Linked DNA regions of Mus musculus: region 1 is linked to region 2. A link is a loop called in an ENCODE intact Hi-C map of the cell type or tissue named here. Cell type or tissue: left cerebral cortex. All regions are shown on one strand. Links, peaks and the distances in the headings refer to the core of each region. The heading gives the core; the rest is flanking DNA. Region 1 has its middle 28 kb from the start of Ppt1. Region 2 holds the start of Gm40239 (a long non-coding RNA gene).

The links. A loop is a pair of places that touch in the nucleus more often than their neighbours do. Peaks named below come from ENCODE experiments on the same cell type or tissue, not always from the same donor. Only the 100,000 strongest peaks of a DNase experiment are listed, where the experiment ranks them.
Region 1: a loop joins it to region 2, with 12 times the contacts of the local background. A loop is called at or near these places in 3 of 42 quality-filtered maps.

Annotation. Positions count from the first base shown.
Region 1 is chr4:122,802,897-122,812,630 of GRCm38, reverse strand. No RefSeq gene overlaps it. Among named protein-coding and RNA genes, the nearest start is that of Ppt1, 28 kb to the left of the region's middle. In left cerebral cortex, for the core only: a CTCF peak has its summit at 4,306 (motif pointing left); a DNase peak (open chromatin) is centred at 4,306.
Region 2 is chr4:121,236,487-121,246,220 of GRCm38, reverse strand. It overlaps Gm30102 (a long non-coding RNA gene), which reads right to left. Exons shown (of 4, transcript XR_868091.1): 3 at 8,227-8,374; 4 at 7,008-7,793. It overlaps Gm40239 (a long non-coding RNA gene), which reads left to right and starts at 4,713. Exons shown (of 2, transcript XR_868089.1): 1 at 4,713-4,784; 2 at 9,467-9,734. In left cerebral cortex, for the core only: a CTCF peak has its summit at 4,675 (motif pointing left); a DNase peak (open chromatin) is centred at 4,693.

The DNA.
Region 1 (9,734 bases), core at 1,053-9,052, 1.6 Mb before region 2:
GGTTTATAGAGCAAATCCCAGGACAGCCAGGGCTACACAGAGAATCCTTGTCTCAATAAAAAACCCAGTCCAACCCAGCTGAAAATGAAGAAAGAAAATTGAGTACCACACAGGGAAGACACGTGAAAGGTCACACAGGTCTCCCATAGCATGACCTTTCTTTGTCCACCATATTGTGGTACCTCCAGATGATAGCATTCCAGAATCTTTTCAGTATCTATACTTCTTGTAGTATATGTGTATAAGTGCATATATGTATGCATTTGTATGTGTGCAGGTATCCATGTTTGTGAAGAACAGAGGTTAACCTCAGATGTCATTGCTTAGGAGCCACCTGCCATCATCTTTATTATTATTATTATTATTATTATATTTTTTGAGACAAGGTCTCTCTAGAGAACTGGAGCTCACCAATTAAGCTAAGGTGGCTGGCCAGTCAACCACAGGGATATTTCTGTCTCCATTGTCCTATCATTGGGATTATACAAGCTATCAATCATATCAGAGTCCCTCAGTTGTAAATACAGAATTCTTAGGAAGTTTCGGCTGGCCTTACCCAACAGTTATCAGTCAGCCACAGAGAGGAATGTTTACTGAGACAGTCATTTCTCAAGATAGTCTGTCTAAGCTGATCCAACAATTCCAGGAAGAAGAGACCACAAACCTGCACATATCCTCCTATAGCCTCATCAACTTCCTTATTCCCTAGACCCTGACCCACTCCTATAAAGGATCCCAGCCAGCCCTTTCCCTCGAAATTATAAAGGCCTGAGAATATTTCTGTGAGAAACTGTGGTCAAAGACTAAATATGGAATTAAAAGTCCTTTTAGCCCCATTATCTCCTATGCTTGTTGGAGTTTTGTTTAGAGCTGAGGCAGAAACATGCATTCCATAGTATTTACAAAGGTTAATATTAACCAAAACCAAACCAAACCAAACCAAACCAAACCAAACCAAACCAAACCAAACCAAACCAAACCAAGTGTTGTTGAGGATGTGGACAAACTACAACCTTGCATATTATTGGTAATAATGTAAAGAGATACAGAGAATATAGGAGACAATCTGGTACTATCCTGAAAAATTAAAAAGATTACAGGGTTAGAGAAATAGCTCAATGGTTAAGAGCACTGGCTGTTTTTCCAGGGGACCTAGGTCTGATTCTAAGTACCTACCTGTCAGCCCACAAGCATCTGTAACTTCAGTTACAGGAGATCCAGTTCCCTATTATTGCTTCTGTGGGCACTAGACACCCACATGGCACACACAGATAATGCAGCTACACGTAGATATGTACCCATACATGTAAAATGAAATTGAAAAGAATTTAAAAATAGAACCACTATATGACTCAACACTTGCACTTCTTGGTATGGACTCAAAGGCAGGTATTGAAGAAATACTTGGAGATACATATTTGTAGCAGCTTTCATATTTAATTTAACACTTCATCTCTATGAGGTACTTAACAGCAATCAAAATTATAAAGACAGGAAGTAGATAGAATGGTGATTGCCAGGGAGGACGGAGAGGTGGAGGGCGTCAGTTACTTTTCTCATTGCTTGAAAAAATACCTGAGAAAAACAAGGAGGAAGGATTTATTTTGACTCATGACTCCAATCAGTCTGTCTGCCTGTCTGTCGACAGTCTCACTATACAGCTCTGGAACTCACTATGTAGACCCAGCTGGCTTGAACTCATAGAGCTCTTCCTGCCTCTGCCTTTTGAGTGTTGGGATTTAAGATGTACACTACCACACTTGGCCTCTTGGCTCACAGTGTGAGGGTACAGTCCGTCACGGCAGGACAAGCGTGGTGGCAGGAGCTTGAGTCAGGTTGTTCCATTGCATCCACAGCCAGGAAGCAAAGAGAACGATGAAGGCTGTTGCTCAGGTTTTTTTTCTCCTTTCCCGAGCCCATGAAATGGTGCCATCGACATTTAAGGCAAGTCTCCCAACCTCAGTATGCTCAGTCTAAAAACCATCTCAGGCATGCCAAGATGTTTGTCTCCTAGCTGAATTTAGATTCTGACGAGTTGACAATCAGTATTAACCATTACAGGGAATAAGGAGTCATTGTTTAGTGGAGTGTTAGGGTGATAATTGCTGTGATGACCAAAAGCAGCTTGGAGAAGAAAGAGTTAACCTTACTTATAGTTCTATTGTCACTGAAGGAAGTGAAGGCAGAAACTCAAATAGGGCAGGAACTTGGAGGCAGGAGCTGATGCAGAGGCCATGGATGAGTGCTGCTTACTGGTTTGATTTCCATGGCTTGCTCAGTCTGTTTTGTTATCGAACACAGGACCACCAGCCCAGGGTGGCTGGGCCCTCCAATGTCAATCACTAAGAAAATGTCCTACAGGCTTGTTTGCAGCCTGATCTGATGGGGGCATATACTCAGTTGATGTTTCCTCTCAGATGTCTCTAGCTTGTACCAAAACTAGTTATCGTAAGTGGGTACTGAGTTTGAGTTTGGCAAGAAGGACCCTGGAGGTGGATGGTGGTGACAGTTGTACAATGTGGACTCAAGAGCTGAAGAGATGTCTCAGCAGTTAAGAGCACCAACTGCTCTTCCAGGAGACCATAGTTCAGTTCCCAGCACCCATGTCAGGTGGCTCACACCCACCTGCCACTCTAGCTTCAGGGGATCTGACACCCTGGTTTCTGTGAGCACCCGAACACATATTTGCTCACTCCCACACAGACACATACAGCTACACATAACTAAAAATAATAAAAATAAAATTTAAAACAATAACATGGAGTCAATACCTCTGAGTAATACACTAAGAAATAGTTAAGAGTGATTCCTAAGCTAGCACAGGACCTGCAGAATCTACATAAAAGCTGCATGTGGTCTACACACACATGGCTTGCTGGCCACCAGCCTGCTCCAGATTCAAGAGAATTAGGTAGAGTATGATAGAGTGGAACACCTGATGTCCTCTAGCCTCTGCATGGAAACAGCAGAGCACACTTGCACACGTGCACATACACTACACACACACACACACACACACACACACACACACACACACACACACACCGGTTAATTTTAGGCCAGGGTGATGCTATCTGTTTGTAATCTCAGCAGTTAGGAGACAGAAAAAAAAATAGGGTTTCTGTAAGTTTGACGCCAATTTGTACCAGGCCAGCCTCAAAACCAACCAACCACCCACCCACCCACCTAACTAACCAACACCCCGCAAAAATCAAGGGCTGAAGAGATGCCTTGGTAGTTAAGAGCTCTAACCACTCTTCCAGATATCCCTGGTTCAATTTTCAGCACCCACATGAATGCAACATCAGTTCTAGGGATCCAACTTCTTCATCTAGCCTCCCCCGAGCACTATACACACACATGGTGTGCAGTTATATATGCAGGCAATACACCAAAAAAAAACCCCAAAAGAAAATATATTTTATTATTATTATTATTGTTATTGTTATTATTGTTATTATTTGTGTTTCTCTGTGTAACAGCCCTGACTGTCTTGGAACTCACTCTGTAGATCAGGTTGCCTTCAAACTCACAGAGATCTGCCAGCCACTGCCTCCCTAGTCTGCAATTAAAGGCATGCACCATCAAGTCTGGCCTGAAAACAAACATTTATTTTTAAATGTATTCTTTCATACAATACATCCCAATGGCAGCCTGCCCTCTCCCAGATCCATTCTCCATTTCTCTTCAGGAAAGAGCAGGCTTCCCAGTGATACCAGCTGGCTTCTCAGTGATACCAGCTGAACTCAGCATAGCAAGATGCAATAAGACTAGGCACAAACACCCATATCAAGGCTGGACGAAGCAACTCATAGGAGGAAAAGGGTCCCAAGAGCTGGCAAAGAGTCACTGATATCCCTTCTCCCTCTGTTAGGAGCCCTACAAAAAAACCCAAGTTAAATAAACACAGCATGTATGCAGAGGACCTAGCACAGACCTAGTGTAGGCTCTGTGATTGCCACTGCAGTCTCTGTGAGCCCCTATGAGCCCTGCTTAGTTGATTCTGTGGACTGTGTTTTCCTGGAGTCCTCAACCCTTCTGGCTCTTATAATCCTTCCTTCTCCTCTTCTACAGGTTTCCCTGAGCTCCAGCTAATGTTTGAGTGGGTCTCTGCATCTGCTCCCGTAAGCTGCTGGAAGGAGCCTCTCTGATGTCAATTGGGCTAGGCACCAATGTATGAACATCATTAGGAATCATTTCAGTGACTTTTTTCTCCCTTTTCAATTGTGTTTGGTTCTACTCTAGGTATCTGAGCCAAACATTCAGTTTCCAGTTCCTGGAATCCAGGCAATGTTGGGCACGGGCTCCCTCTTGTGGCTTGGGCCTGGTTATACCAGTCTTTGGTTGGCCACTCTCACAAGCTTTGAGCCACGATCTTGCAGGCAGGACGGGTACATACATGCTGTGCATACATGCTGTGTTTATTTATGGGTTGAAGGTTTTATGGCTGGATTGGTGCCTGGGTCCTGCCACTGGAAGCCTGCTAGGTTATCAAAGATGGATGATTCAGGCTTCATATACTCCATTACTAGGAGTCCTTGCTAGGGTCATCTTCATGGGTGAAGGAAGTTTCTGCTGTGTTCCTAGAAATGTTTCAGTATTCTGGTAATCTTTTCCTGTACTCCTTCCTCTGTCCCTCACTTCCTCACCCAATTCCCTCCTGTTTCCGTCCCCACCCACCAAGTCTATCCACAAATTATATTTTTCCTCCCCAGGGAGAACCCTGCATCCCCCTAGCCTTGTTACTTAGACTCTCTGGGTCTGTGGATTGTAGTGTGATTATATTTTATTTAACAGCTAATATCCACTTGTGAATCAAAATCACGTTTGTCTTCCTGGGTCTGGGTCACCTCACTCTGGATGTTTTAGTTCCATCCATTAGCTTAAAATTTTTATAATGTCATTTTTTCTCTAACAGCTGAGTAACACTCCATTGTGTAAGCATACCACGTTTTCTTTATCCATTCTTCTGTTTGAGGGGCATCTAGGTTGTTTCCAGTTTCTGGCTATTAGGAATAAAGCTTCTATAAACATAGCTAAGCAAGTGAGAGTGGGGTAGGATGGGACATCTTTTGTGTATGTGCCTAAGAGAGGTAAATCTGGGTCTTGAGGTAGATTGATTCCCAATTTTTTCTGAGAAACAACCATATTGATTTCCATAGTGGCTGTGACCTACCAGCAATGAAGGAGTGTTCCCCTTGCTCCACATCCTTGATAGCATAAGTTGTCACTTATGTTATTGATCTTGGTCATTCTGACAGGTGTAAGATGAAATCTCAGAGTAGTTTTGACTTGCATTTCTCTGATGGCTATGTACAATGGAACCAAACTGAAGCCATTTTTGAATAGAACTTCCATTTTGAATAGGAGTCAAATACATTTTAAGTTCCAAGACGTCCCTGGATAACAGATATCCTGCTTGGTAGAAAGAGACATTACTGTGGGTAGTTGAAATCACAGTTGGCAAGCTGAAATGAGACTGCAAGGCAAATCATCCTTCCATATCTGTTGTCTTAGTTAGGGTTTTATTGCTGTGAACAGACACCATGACCAATGCAAGTCTTATAAAGGACATCATTAATCCTTTATAATCCTGACTTACAGGATTCAGAGGTTCATCCCAGTATCATAAGGTAAGGAGAATGGCAGTGTCCAGGCAGGCATGTCACAGGAGGATCTGAGAGTTTTACATCTTCATCCAAAAGAAGCCAGGAACAAATTGTGGAGGGTCTCAAAACCCACACCTACAGTGACACATTTCCTCCAACAAGGCCACACCTCCTAATAGTGCCACTCTCTGGGTCAAGCATATTCAAACCAACACAGCTTGATAACCCAGCCAGTGGGAGCAGGATAAGTGTACCACAAAGATATGTTCCAAAGAAGTCACCTATTCTTAAATCATGAGATAACTTGGCATAGATGTTTGTGTATTTCAAGCTTAAACTCTGACTCAGGGTCACAGTTCAGCTTCTGAGTCTATTTTATGGCTCTGATCAATTTCTAGTGGATTGAGTACAATAAAATAAATCAGTAGCCTTCCTTTATAGAAAGGATAAATGGGCTGAGAAAGAAATTAGGGAAATAATTCCCTTCACATTAGCCACAAATAGTATAAATATCTTGGGATAACTCTAACCAAACAAGTGAAAGACCTGACTGACAATAACTTCAACTCTCTCAAGAAAGAAATCGAAAAAGATCTCAGAAAATAGAGAGATCTCCCATATTCATGGATTGGCAGAATTAACATAATAAAAATGGACATCCTACCAAATCTATAGATTCAATGCAATCCCCATCAAAATCCCAACACAATTCTTCAAAGACATGGAAAGAGCAATCTTCAAATTCATCTGGAAAGGCAAAAAACCTGGAATAGCAAAAAAAATTCTTAATAATAAAAGAACAGCTGCGGGAATCACTATCCCTGACCTCAAGCTTTACTACAGAGCAATAGTGATAAAAACTGCATGGTTTTGGTACAGAGACAGACATGTTGATCAATGGAATAGAATTGAGGACCCAGAAATAAAACCACACACTTATGGTCACTTGATCTTTGACAAAGATGCCAAAAATATACAATGGAAAAAAGAAATCATCTTCAATAAATGGTGCTGGTCTAACTGGCTGTCAGTATATAGAAGAATGAAAATAGACCTATTTTTGTCACCTTGTACAAAGCTCAAGTCCAAGTGGATCAAGGACCTTAACATAAAACCAGATACACTGAATTTAATAGAAGAGAAAGTGGAAAAGAGCCTTGAACTCATTGGCAGAGGGGGAAATTTCCTAAACAGAACTTCAGTGGCTCATGTTCTAAGATCAACACTTGATAAATGGGACCTCATGAAACTGGAAAGCTTCTGAAAGGCAAAGGACATAGTCAATAAGACAAATTGGCAGCCTACAAATTGGGAAAAAGAATCTTCATTAACCCCACATCTGATAGAGGGCAAATATCCAAAATATATAAAGAACTCAAGAAGTTAATCATGAAAAAAACCAAACAACCTAATCAAGAAATGCAGTATAGAACTAAACCAAGAATTCACAACTGAGGAATCTCAAGTAGCTGGAAGCACCTAAAGAAATGTTCAAAGTCCTTATCGATCAGAGAAATGCAAATCAAACGACCCTGAAATTCCATCTTACACCAATCATAATGGCTAAGATCAAAACCTCAGGTGACAACACGTGTTGGAGAGGATGTGGAGAAAGAGGAACACTCCTCTACTGCTGGTGGGATTGCAAACTGGTACAAACACTCTGGAAATCAATCTGGAGGCTTCTCAGAAAATTGGAAATAGATCTACCTGAAGATCCAGCTATACCACTCTTGGGAATATACCCAAAAGATACCCCACCATGACACAGGGGCACATGTTCCACTATGTTCATAGCAGCCTTATTTGTGATAGCCAGAAGGTGAAAACAACCCAGATGTCCCATGACAGAAGAATGGATTCAGAAAATGTGATTCATTCACACAATGGAATACTACTCAGTTATTAAGAATGAGAACATCCTGAGTTTTGTAGGCAAATGGATAGAACTAGAAAATATCATCCTGAAAGAGATAACTCAGACCCAAAAGGACATGCATGGTATGTACTCACTAATAAGTGGATATTAGCCAAAAAAATCCCAAAACAAAACAACAACAACAACAAAACAAAACAAAAAACAACTCCCCCCCAAAACCCTCCCAAAACATATAGAATATCCAAGACACAGTTCACAGAATTCAAAAAGCTCCACAAGCTGAAGTGCCCAAGTGAGGATACCTCAGTTCCACTTGGGAGAGAGAAGGAAGAAATCACAAGTTGGGAGGGAGGGAAGGACCTGGGAGGGAAAGTGGATGAGGGGAGGAGTTTGGAGGGGTGGGGTGGGGAGGGAAACCTGATCTGGTATTGGGTGAGGGAAAAGGACTGAAGCCCTGAGGGCCAGCAGAAAGAATGTAAACAGGCAACCTCAGAAAATAGGAGCTTGGGGGGACCCCCCAGAATGCACCAGAGACCTGGGAGGCGAGAGACTCTCAGGACTCAAAGGGAGAGACCTTAGATGAAACGTCCTGCCCGACAGTAGGGAGAGGGAACTTGATAGAGCCCACCTCCAGCAGGAAGATGGGGCATCACGTGCAGGATGGGGTTGCCATCCTATAGTCACACCTCTGACCCATAATTGTTCCTCTCTGAAAGAATTACAGGGATGGAAATGGAGAAGAGCTTGAGGAAAAGAAGGTCCAGGGACAGGCCCAAAGTGGGATCCAGGTCAAGGGGAGGGTCTATTACTGAGGCTATGGAGAGCTCACAAAAAGAGACCTATCATGACTGCCCTCCGAAAGACCCAACAAGCAGCTGAGAAAGTCAGATGCATATTTGCACCCAACCAGTGGACAGAAGTAGCTGACTCCTGTTGTTGAATTAGGGAAGGCTGAAAGAAGCTGAGGAAAAGGGTCACCCTATAGGAGAACCAGCAGTCTTAATTAATCTGGACCCCTGAGATCTTTCAAACACTGGACCACCAAACAGACAGCATACACCAGCTGATATGAGGCCCCCAACACACATACAGTAGAGAACTTCTGGGTCTGTGTTCATTCAGAGATGATGCACCTAACCCTCAAGAGACTGGAGGCCCCAGGGAGCTTAGAAGTCAGATGAGGTAGCGGGTGGGGGCATCCACGTGGAGACGGGGTGTGCTGGGGAGGAGGTGTGGGATATGGAGCAGACAGAGGATGGATGGGGGGGGGCAGGTAATGGAGTATGGAATTTTAAAAATAAAAATAAAATTAAAAAATTTTCTCATCTACTTAAATAATAAGATGAACATCTGAAGATGCAGTCAGCTTCTGTGTCTGTGCTGTTGTCCTTGACTGGTCAGTTTTTGTGCCTAATTCAAATAAAGATCTTGCTTCGCTGGACTCTTGTGACTATTTGGGTTGGTTTTTTTTTTTTTTTTGGACCCCCCAACAGCTAAGGATGTTGAACACTTCTTTAAGTGTTTCTCAGCCATATGACATTCCTTTATTGAGAACTCTCTGTTTAGCTTTGTACCTCATTTTTTGACTGGATTGTTTAGTTTGTTGATGCCTAGTTTCTTGAGTTCTTTATATATTTTGGACATTAGCCCTCTATTGAACGTAGAGTTGGTACACATCTTTTCCCATTCTGTAGGCTGCTGTTTTGTCCCCTTGACAGTGTCCTTTGTGGAAGTTACAGAAGCTTTTCCATTTCATGAGGTTCCATTTATTAATTGTTGATATTAGTGCCTGCATATGTGTGTTGGGGTGCACTAACCCCTGTCTTCAGAAAGTTGTTTCCTGTACCAATGAGCTCAAGCTGTTCCCTACTTTCTCTTCTATTCAGTTCAGTTTTTACACTGAGGTCTTTGATCCACTTGGACTTACACTTTATGTAGAGTGATAAATATGGATCTATTCACATTCTTCTACATGCAGGCATCCAGTTAGACCAGCGCCATTTGTTAAAGATTCTTTTTTTGTTTTCATTGCTTATTTCTGACTTCTTTATAAAAAATTGGGTGTTCATAGGTGTGTGGATTTATGTCTGGGTCTTTAATTTGATTCATTTGATCAACATGTCTATTTTTAATGCCACTAGCATATGGGTTTTACTATAAAAGCTCTGTAGTATAGTTTGAAATCAGGGATGGTGATACTTCAGAAAGTTATTTTATTGCTAAAGGATTGTTTTAACTATCTTGAG
Region 2 (9,734 bases), core at 569-8,568:
GTACTCACTGATAAGTGGATATTAGCCCAGAAACATAGAACACCCAAGATACAATTTGCAAAACACAAGAAAATCAAGAAGAGGGAAGACCAATGGGTGGATACTTTATTCCTCCTTAGAATAGGGAACAAAATACCCATGAAAGGAGTTACAGAGACATAGTTTGGAGCTAAGACGAAAGGATGGACTATCCAGAGAATACCACACCCAGGGATTCATCCCATAATCAGCCACCAAACCCAGACACTATTGCATATGCCAGAAAGATTTTGCTGAAGGAACTCTGTTACAGCTGTCTGGTATGAGGCTATGCCAGTGCCTGGCAAATACAGAAGTGGATGCTCACAGTCATCTATAAGATGGAACACAGTGCCCCCAATGGAGGAGCTAGAGAAAGTACCCAAGGACCTAAAGGGATCTGCAACCCTATAGGTGGAACAACAATATTAACTAACCAGTAACGCCTGGAGCTCATGTCTCTGGCTGCATATGTATCAGAAGATGGCCTAGTCGGCCATCAGTGGAAAGAGAGGACCATTGGTCTTGTAAACTTTATATGCCTAAGTACAGGGGAACGCCAGGGCCAAGAAGTGGGAGTGTGGGGGGGAAGGTAGTTGGGGGGAAGGACATGGGGGACTTTTGGGATAGCATTGGAAATGTAAATGAAGAAAATACCTGTCTTAGTTAGGGTTTTACTGCTGTGAACAGACACCATGACCAAGGCAAGTCTTAATAAAACAACATTTAATTGGGCCTGGCTTACAGATTCAGAGGTTCAGTCCATTATCATCAAAGTGGGTGCATGGCAGTATCCACACAGGCATGGTGCAGGTAGAGCTGAAGAGTTCTATGTCTTCATCCAAAGGCTGCTAGTGGAAGACTGACTTCCAGGCAACTAAGGTGAGGATCTTATACCCACACCCATTCCAACCAGGTCACACCTATTCCAACAAAGCCACACCTTCAGATGGTGCCACTCCCTGGTCCAAGGATATACAAACCATCACAATATCTAATTTAAAAAAAAAAAGAAAAAAAACAAACAAACAAAAAAAAAAAAAAAGATGGAACACAGGGCCCCCAATGGAGGAGCTAGAGGAAGTACCCAAGGAGCTGAAGGGGTCTGTAACCTTATACAAGGAACAACAATATGAACTAACCAATACCCCCCGGAGCTCGTGTCTCTAGCTGCATATGTAGCAGAAGATGGCCTAGTCGGCCATCATTGGGAAGAGAGGCCCCTTGATCTTGCAAACTTTATATGCCCCAGTACAGGGGAACACCAGGGCCAAGAAGTGGGAGTGGGTGGGTAGGGGAGCAGCGTGGGGGGAGGGTATAGGGGACTTTCAGGATAGCATTTGAAATGTAAATAAAGAAAATATCTAATAAAAAATTGGAAAAAGTTTAAAAAGAAAATATCATCCTTAGTGAGGTAACCCAATCACAAAAGAACATACATGGTATGCACTCACTGATAAGTGGTATTAGCCCAGAAGCTCAGAATACCCAAGATACAATTCAAAAACCACATGAAACTCAAGAAGAAGGAAGACCAAAGTGTGACTACTTCGGTCCTTTTTAGAAGGGGGAACAAAATAACCATGGAAGGAGTTAGAGAGAGAAATTGTGGAGCAGAGACTGAAGGAATGACCATCCAGAGACTGCCCCACCTGGGAACCCATCCCATATACTGTTACCAAACCCAGACACTATTGTGGATGTCAATAAGTGCTTGCTGACAGAAGCCTGTTATAGCTGTCTCCTGAGAGGCTCTACCAGTGTCTGACAAATACAGAGGTGGATGGTCCCAGCCAACCATTAGACTCAGCACATGGTACCCAATGGAGGAGCAAGATAAAGGACAGAGGAGCTGAAGGGGTTTGTAGCCCTATAGGAGGAACAACAATATGAACTAACCAGTTCCCCCAGAGCTCCCTGCGACTAAACCACTAACCAAAGAGTACACATGGTGGGACTTATGGCTCCAGCTGCATATGTAGCAGAGAATGGCCTAGTCGATCATCAATGGGAGGAGAGGCCTTTGGTCATGTGAAGGCTCTATGCCCCAGTGTAGGGGAATGCCAGGGCCAGGAAGCAGGAGTGGGTGGGTTGTTGAGCAGAGGGAAGCGGGAGGGGATAAAGGATTTTTAGAGGGAAAACCCGGAAAGGGGATAAAATAAAGAAAATATCTAATAAAAAAAATATATGTTCCATCTCTGAATATGACCACATATTTGTGATATTAAATGACAGTTGTATCCAAAAACTTGATGCTGAAAAATAGCAATTAAATTTAAAGGCATTAAACATTATACATTATCTTTAAAAGGTCAAAAGTTTTAAAATATACCTGTGTGGTGATGACGTTGTATTGGGCAGCATGGTTCTAATATGTAAGTTCTGAGAAAGTAGACACTGTCACATGAAACTAATGGTTACTGTGTTGGACAGGAAGATGCAAGAACATTTCCATGTCCTCACCAACCTTACATCTGACAAAGGGCTAATATCCAAATTTTATCAAAATAAATAAATAAATAAACTCAAGAAGGTAAACACCAATAACCCAAATAACCCAAAAAGAAAAAAGTGGGGGGGGGGGGCACAGAGCTAAACAGAGAATTTTCAGCAAAGGAATCTCAAATGGTCGAAAAGCACTTTCAGAAACTTTCCAAGTCCTCAGTCAGCAGGGAAATGCAAATCAAAACAACTCTGAGATTCCATTTACACTGGTCAGAATGGCTAAGATCAAAAGCACATGGAAGATCAACAAAGTCAACTAACCTGGACCCCTAGGGCTCTCAGAGACTGAACCGCCAACCAAAGAGCATGCACAGCTGAACTCAAACCTCCCCTCGAATATGTAGCAGATGTGCAGCTTGGTCTTCATGCAGGGGAGAGGGGGCTACCCAAAACCTGTGGCCTGTCTGTGGGATATGTTCTTCTAGCTGGGCTGGCTTGTCTGGCCTCAGTAGAAGAGGATGTGCCTAGCCTCATAGAGACTTGATGTGCCAGGGTAGGGGGATACCCCGTACCCAGGGGTCCCCACCTGCTCAGAGGAGAAGAGGAGGGAATATAGGCAGAAAGACTGTGGGAGGGGATGACAGGGGGCAGTGAGTGGGATGTAAAGTGAATACGTAAAATAATAGTAATAACAAAATAGCAATGAGAAAAAACATTTCCATCATAGCAAAAAAAAAAAAGAAATGTCTAGTCAGTGCAGCTTTAGAGAGAGAAATTTTCAGAAATGGACAGGGACTGAAAGTGTATGTCAATGGTAGAGTGTCACTTGCCTATTTTTATTGCTTTGAACTACACTCTTAGAATTTAAAACAATTAAATATCCAAATTGCATTCTGGAGGATGAGTTATTGGCAAGATCTAAGTGTGTGTTGGATGAGGCCAGTATTAAGCCATCCACTGACTGATTTTCATCTTCATCTTAGTGACTTGAAGGTTAGCCAGTGGCAGCGGTGGTGGTGGCTCATGCCTTTAGTCCCAGCACAGAGGCAGAGGCAGGAGGATCTTTGGGATTTCGATGCCAGTCTGGTCTACAGAGTGCCACGACAGTCGTACATAGAGAAATCCTGTCTCAAAAAACAAACAAGCAAAAGGGTTTAAGGAGGCACTTTTTGTAACTTTTGTTTTTTGAGAGAAGGTCTTACTACGTAACCCTTGCTAAGCTGGAACTTGTGGTAATCTTCCAGCCTCACTCACCTGAATGCTGGGTTTACTGACATAAGCCACAATACTTGATTTGAGGTCTCTTTTCTTAGAAACATTTCAAAAGACTGACTCTAAGGCATGGTGGTAAACACGTGTAACCCCCTATGCAGGACCCTGAAGTAGCAGGGTCAAGGCAAGCTTGGGTGACTTGCTTCAATCCTTATCCCCAAATTTAAAGTATTCAAAAAGGGAGCTAGGAAGCTGTGTGTAGTGACACTTGCCTTCAATCCTATCACTTGAGGGGAGGTAGATGCAGATAGAGCTCTGAATTTGAAGCCAGTCTAGTCTACACAGTGAGTTCCGGGCCAGCCAGGGCTATGCAATAACACCTTTCTCAAATATAAAATGAAGGAGGAGCTATTGGTATAGCCAAGTGGCATAGTGCTTGCTTAACAAATGCAAGGCCTGGAATCCATTTCCCAGTACAGAAGAAACATCACAGGAACAGAGTGTCTTTAAATTTCCTTCTGGCAAACAACACAACTACCTTTTATATAATACATTCCAGATTCTATCCACATAGAGATGGCTTTTTGGCCTTTTGCAACTACAAAGACACAATCAAAACTTTCCTTTAGTGAACATCCCCAAGGTTCATATGGAGCCTGATTCTTAAAGTCCTTTGTCTGTGATTTCTCCAATGAAGTGTCACTACCTATAGCCATCTGAATAGTCCAGGTTTGCAGAGCCTGGCTCAGTCCTGGATCTGAGTATCTGATAATCATTGGAGGAGACCCGAGTGCAGAAAGCAAAGGTCCTGCTGTTTTTTATTCTCTCACCCAACAGCCATTAAAGTCTTCCATAGCATCTCACAAATATTTTCCTGTTTTTAGAGGTTCTATTACATTCCTTATTATGGCTAGCTAGCAGGCATAGCATAATTATTAAACATATCCTACATTGGATTCATGAGCACTTAAGCGTTTTTCTTCAGTGCACTGCTGCCATCTTCAGGAGTTTGGGAGGAACTGCTCCCAAAAGATCATCACAGCTGGACTTGTTAACAGCTGACATTCCCTCAAAGAAGGAAGGAGTGGGGAGAGAAACTCAGCCCTCAAGTGAGTATTTCGTCACCCCTCCCAACCAGTTAAATGCAAATCTGAATTGTGTACGTGGTTGAGGGATTAGGGAGGGGCTGTAGCACTTAGGCAGGGTAGAAATAGGGAAGGGTCTCCATTTACACGGCCCTGGGGGAGTCATCATCCATGTTGAATGCAGACATTCCAGTGCGGCTGCTTTAATGTCTCCCAGGCTCTATAAATAAGCCTTTTAAACAAGTTCATTGGTTCCCCAGGCTGGACGTTGGTGGAGCCTTACTGCTAGGCTTCAATTCTGGTACAAATGGCTGAGATACCTACTTAACGAACGTATCAAAGCAGAGTCTGGCTGCCTGTTTCTCCCTTCACTTCTCAGTCCATACCTCTTACTGGGCCTTCCTGGCTGGCAAACCCCCTCCTCTTCTTTCCCCCCTCCCCGACACTCCCTACCCCGCCCTTGAACTCTTCAGCCCAAGAGATTGGGTTGCTCTTCCTCATATAATCCGTTCATGTTGGTTACCCCAGTCTTTTAGGCCTTCAGGCTGTAGCACCTGTTTGCCCTCTCCCCTCCACCCTCTCTCCTTTCCCCTCTCCTCACATGGCTCAGGGTCAAGTCCACTATGGACTCTCCCAGATGTCCCAGCCTCTGACTGCGCTCTCCCTTTTATCCACAACAAAGCTTCTCCCCCGCCATACCTAGGAGCAGTCGTGTCCTGTCCTTTTTACTGATCTATTTTTTCATTCACTTACCTCAAGTGGTCATTGGCACCATAGAAAGAGGAGGTAGATATTGTTTATGACTCCTCCAGAGTTTTAACAAGATCAGGCCATTATTGTATCCTTTGGGGGAGCAGTGAGACAGGGTTTCTCTGTGTAACCCTGGCTATCCTGACACTCACCCTGTAGACCAGGCTAATCTGGAACTCAGAGAGTCTTTGGCCTCTGCTTCTCAAGGTCTGGGATAAAAGGTGTGCACCTCCACTGCCCTGCCATTATTGGATCTTACAGAATCCAACAATTAGCTCTTCCTGAATGGAAATGTTTATTTTTCAGCATATTTTCTTACTGTATTTATTATCAAGTGGAAAACCTAAATAATTCCTATGGCTCCATCTACTCTTTGTTAACTTAAAAATTACTAATTTTGGAGGCTACTCCGCTGGGGAACACATTGAAATTCTCCCGTTAGCTTTGTAGATAGTGAGTGCCTTTATCTTGTGGATTATGATGATAATGGTTGCCTAGGCAACTTCTTAGAGACTTGAAAGAAACTTTTGCTGAAAGCCCTTGATTGTTCACTTTGGTCTGTAGGAACAAATGGAGAAGGCTAATTAACATCTCTGCCTTATACACATGTCATTTCTATTTTTAAAATGTATTGTGTAGCACATTTGCCATAGAGTATTGCTACACACTCCAAGGTCAGAGGCCCAAATATGGAAGTCAGTACTCTCCTACCTCGTGGATCACAGGGATTGACGCAGATTATGGGGCTTGGTGGCAAACATCTTGACCCACTGAACTAGCTTACTGGTCCTTCTTTAAATAAATTTAAGCACGCATGATGCTTTTCTAGAACCTGAGTTTGCTTCCAAATTCTCACACCAGGTAGCTCACAATTACCTATGATTTCAGCTCCAGAGGCACTGACGCCATCCTATGGCTTTTGCATGTGGCATACACACATGCAGACACACAACCATACAAGGAAAAAATAATTTTAAAATGTATCCTTAAATTTTTTTTCTTTGCGAGGGATTGTCTTGGGGGGGGGGGGGCTTGGGGGGGTGGTTTGGTTGTTTGTTTTAGTTTTTTGAGACAGGGTTTTTCTGTATAATAGCCCTAGCTGTCCTTGAATTCACTTTGTAGGCTAAGCTGACCCTGAACTCAGAGACACCTCCCAACCCCCGCCCACCTCTGCCTCCTGAATGCTGGAATGTAAAATGTGCACCACCACCACCACCACCACTGCCCAGCTCTTGCTTGCTTGCTTGCTTGCTTGCTTGCTTGGTTTCATTCTTTCCTTTCTTTTCCTTCTTTCTTCCTTTCTTTCTTTCTTTCTCTTTTAATACCAACTGCTTTTCACTACCACGTTTCAGAAAACTTTCACAAAATGGTTTTTAAAATAAATAACAACACCAAAACCCTTTACAACCATGGCTAATGTAGTTATTTTCATTGTTCTCAGTCACCTCCAAACCCATTGTGTGCAAAGCTCATCTTTCCATGCATCTACATGATAGATACAGGTTGTGCGTGCTTTATTTTTATCTGTAGCAGTTTATACAGGTACAGCCAGATACAAAGCTTCAGGATAAATTGTCCAAACTTTATACAATGCTAGATTTGAGATTAAAATATGAAACATAAAGTCTATACAAAACTGATAAAAATCAGATGCCAGGACTGAAACTTAGAACCCAACGTAGAAGGAAGTCTTATTTCAAGGGCTTTGCCTGCTACAGAGCAGTCTAAATGAAGTCAAGAAGCTTTGTGTTTAAATTATGCACTCTGCAGATACTGTACCAATCCCAAGAGCTACACATAGATCATAGCAGTTGGCCGGTCCAGCACACGTGGACAGTAAATACACCTGTGCCGTTGACAAACGTGCTTTCTGTTGCATTTCCTGCTTATGACTAGCAAGGAAGTCTGCTGGCACATGTACTCTTTTCTGTTGATTTCTGTCCCAACCTTTGTCTGCTTAACTACAATATTTGAAACTCTTGTTAAATAAGTGATTACTTAATACCCAATTCAGCTGCAGTGTTGAATGGGTCCCAGTAAGGCTAGATGTGCACTCTGTGTGGGGGTCTTCATTGTCCTGGTCTCACCCTTTGCTTCATTAGTTCAGATTCTTCCCAGTGATAGAGCTGCTTCCTTCAGCATAGTCCTCCTGTTCCAATGTAGGCTAAGGACAAACTCAGGAGTTTAGAAAAGTATAGCTCAACTAGTACAGTGCTTGCCAGGCATGCACAAAGCCCTAGGTTCAATTCTTAGTATGGCATAAATCAGGATGATGTCACACACCTGCAGAGACAAAAGCATCTGAAATATAAGGTCATTCTTTACAACGTGAGTCTGAGACAAGCCTAGAAGGGGAAAAACAAAAACCAAACAAGGCATTGGTGACGGGGAGGACATCACTACCTTTGCCAAGGATGGAAAGGTTCATTAAAATATAGCAAATACTTGCCATGACTCTTGAAGTGCCATAGATAAACCAAGGAATGACATTTAAGTTGCCTGAGCTCTATCAGTGAGCCCAAAGACCATCAAGCTCACAGTGGCCTTATGAAAACCAAATACCAGGTTTTGGGTATGGACCCTCATACTCCAAGGTCAGAGGATTTCAAAAAGTTCTTCTGCTGTGACCATCCCCCGAGAGATGAGGAAAAGAGTCCAGATGTTAGTCTCTTTGTCTGGGGAAAGATAGGAAACCTCCCAAGATTGATGACAATACCTGAGACTGTAGGTAACTCCTTGGGGGAGGGGTGTTTGTTTGTTTGTTTGTTTGTTTTCTGAACACACAACTGAAGATGCCAATAGCAGTCCTGTGGGTCAGGAGGAGGCCCAGCAGAGCTTCTGCTCACCTTTGTCCTGAGGAGGAACTGTGTTAGGAATAGGATGAACAATTAGGAAGAGAGAGACAGCAACACTATTGCTTATTCTTGTGTCTACTGGTACCTAATGAGCAAGCACCCCTCCCACTTTTATCAAACATCTGTGGCTGTGTCAGGAAGAATAGAAGCCCTTCTGTCTAATCTTCCTGTCTCACTTGGGAAACAGTCAGAACAAAATAGAAGGATTCTCTTTGAAGAGACTGCTTTTACCTGCTGAGAAGCAAAGTAGCATACTAGCCATGCAATCTTGAAAAGGCACAGAACAATGGAACTTGGCCAGAAATACTAAGCTAGCAGAGTAAAAGAGAATCCATGTAAGTTGTTCGTAGTAGAGTCATGTGGAGTAATCCAAGAAAGAAAATCACTCCAGGATGAAATATGACCTTGCAGGCATCGTGGAGGTCCTGCCTCTGATGGACTGACTTCAAACTGCCATGTCAAAGCATATTTACTGATCATTATACAAAAATTGTTTATTGCGTAAAATAAGTTCCTCATAGCAGAGCCACTGGTCTATTCTATGTGCTACATGAAGAAAAACATCACATCCCTGCAACTTCAGTCCTTTCTGTGCACTGTTTGGAATACCCAATCATGCAAGATATTCAAGGTGTGCCAGGATTGTCTTATGGCCAAAGTCATGCAAAGGTTATAATGCTCTTTCAGGAAAACAATTCTGTAAATCACAGAAAACAATCACTGTTTTCTACAGTGATTTCTTCGGGGACTAAGTACTTCTAGAAAACAACTACTTCATTCTGATGTTTACCCTAGGTAAAATGACTCTACTAGTTTTCCTTCTATGGTAAGTGGACACAGATCATTATTTACTTAGAGAAAATAAAGTCGTTGATTGATTGATTGCTTGATTGATTGATTGATTGATTGATTATGCCTTGGGGTGTGCTTGTATGTCATGACATGCATCACAGGACAACTTAAAGGAGTCAGTTGTCTCCTTCCACCATGCAGGTCTAGGTCACAAACTCAGGTCAGATGGCTTGGCAAGTGCCTTTTACCTACTAAGTCATTTCTCTGTTCCCCAAATTCATTCATTCATTGTTTGTTTGTTTGTTGCAGGGAAGGGTCTCTCAATGGACCCCTGGCTATCCTATAACTCCATATGTAGACCAGGCTGGCCTCTGCCTGTGCCTCCCAAATGCTGAGATTAAAGGCTTATGCTACACCACATCTGGCTAGCAAAAATTCTTGTTTCTAAGTGAAACAGAAAAGTTGGCTCATCAAGATGGCTCAGAGGCTAAAAGTACGTGCTAAACAAGCCTGACCACCTGGATTTGAGCCTCAGAACCCATGTAAAGGTAAGGAGAGAATTGATGCTTCCATCAAG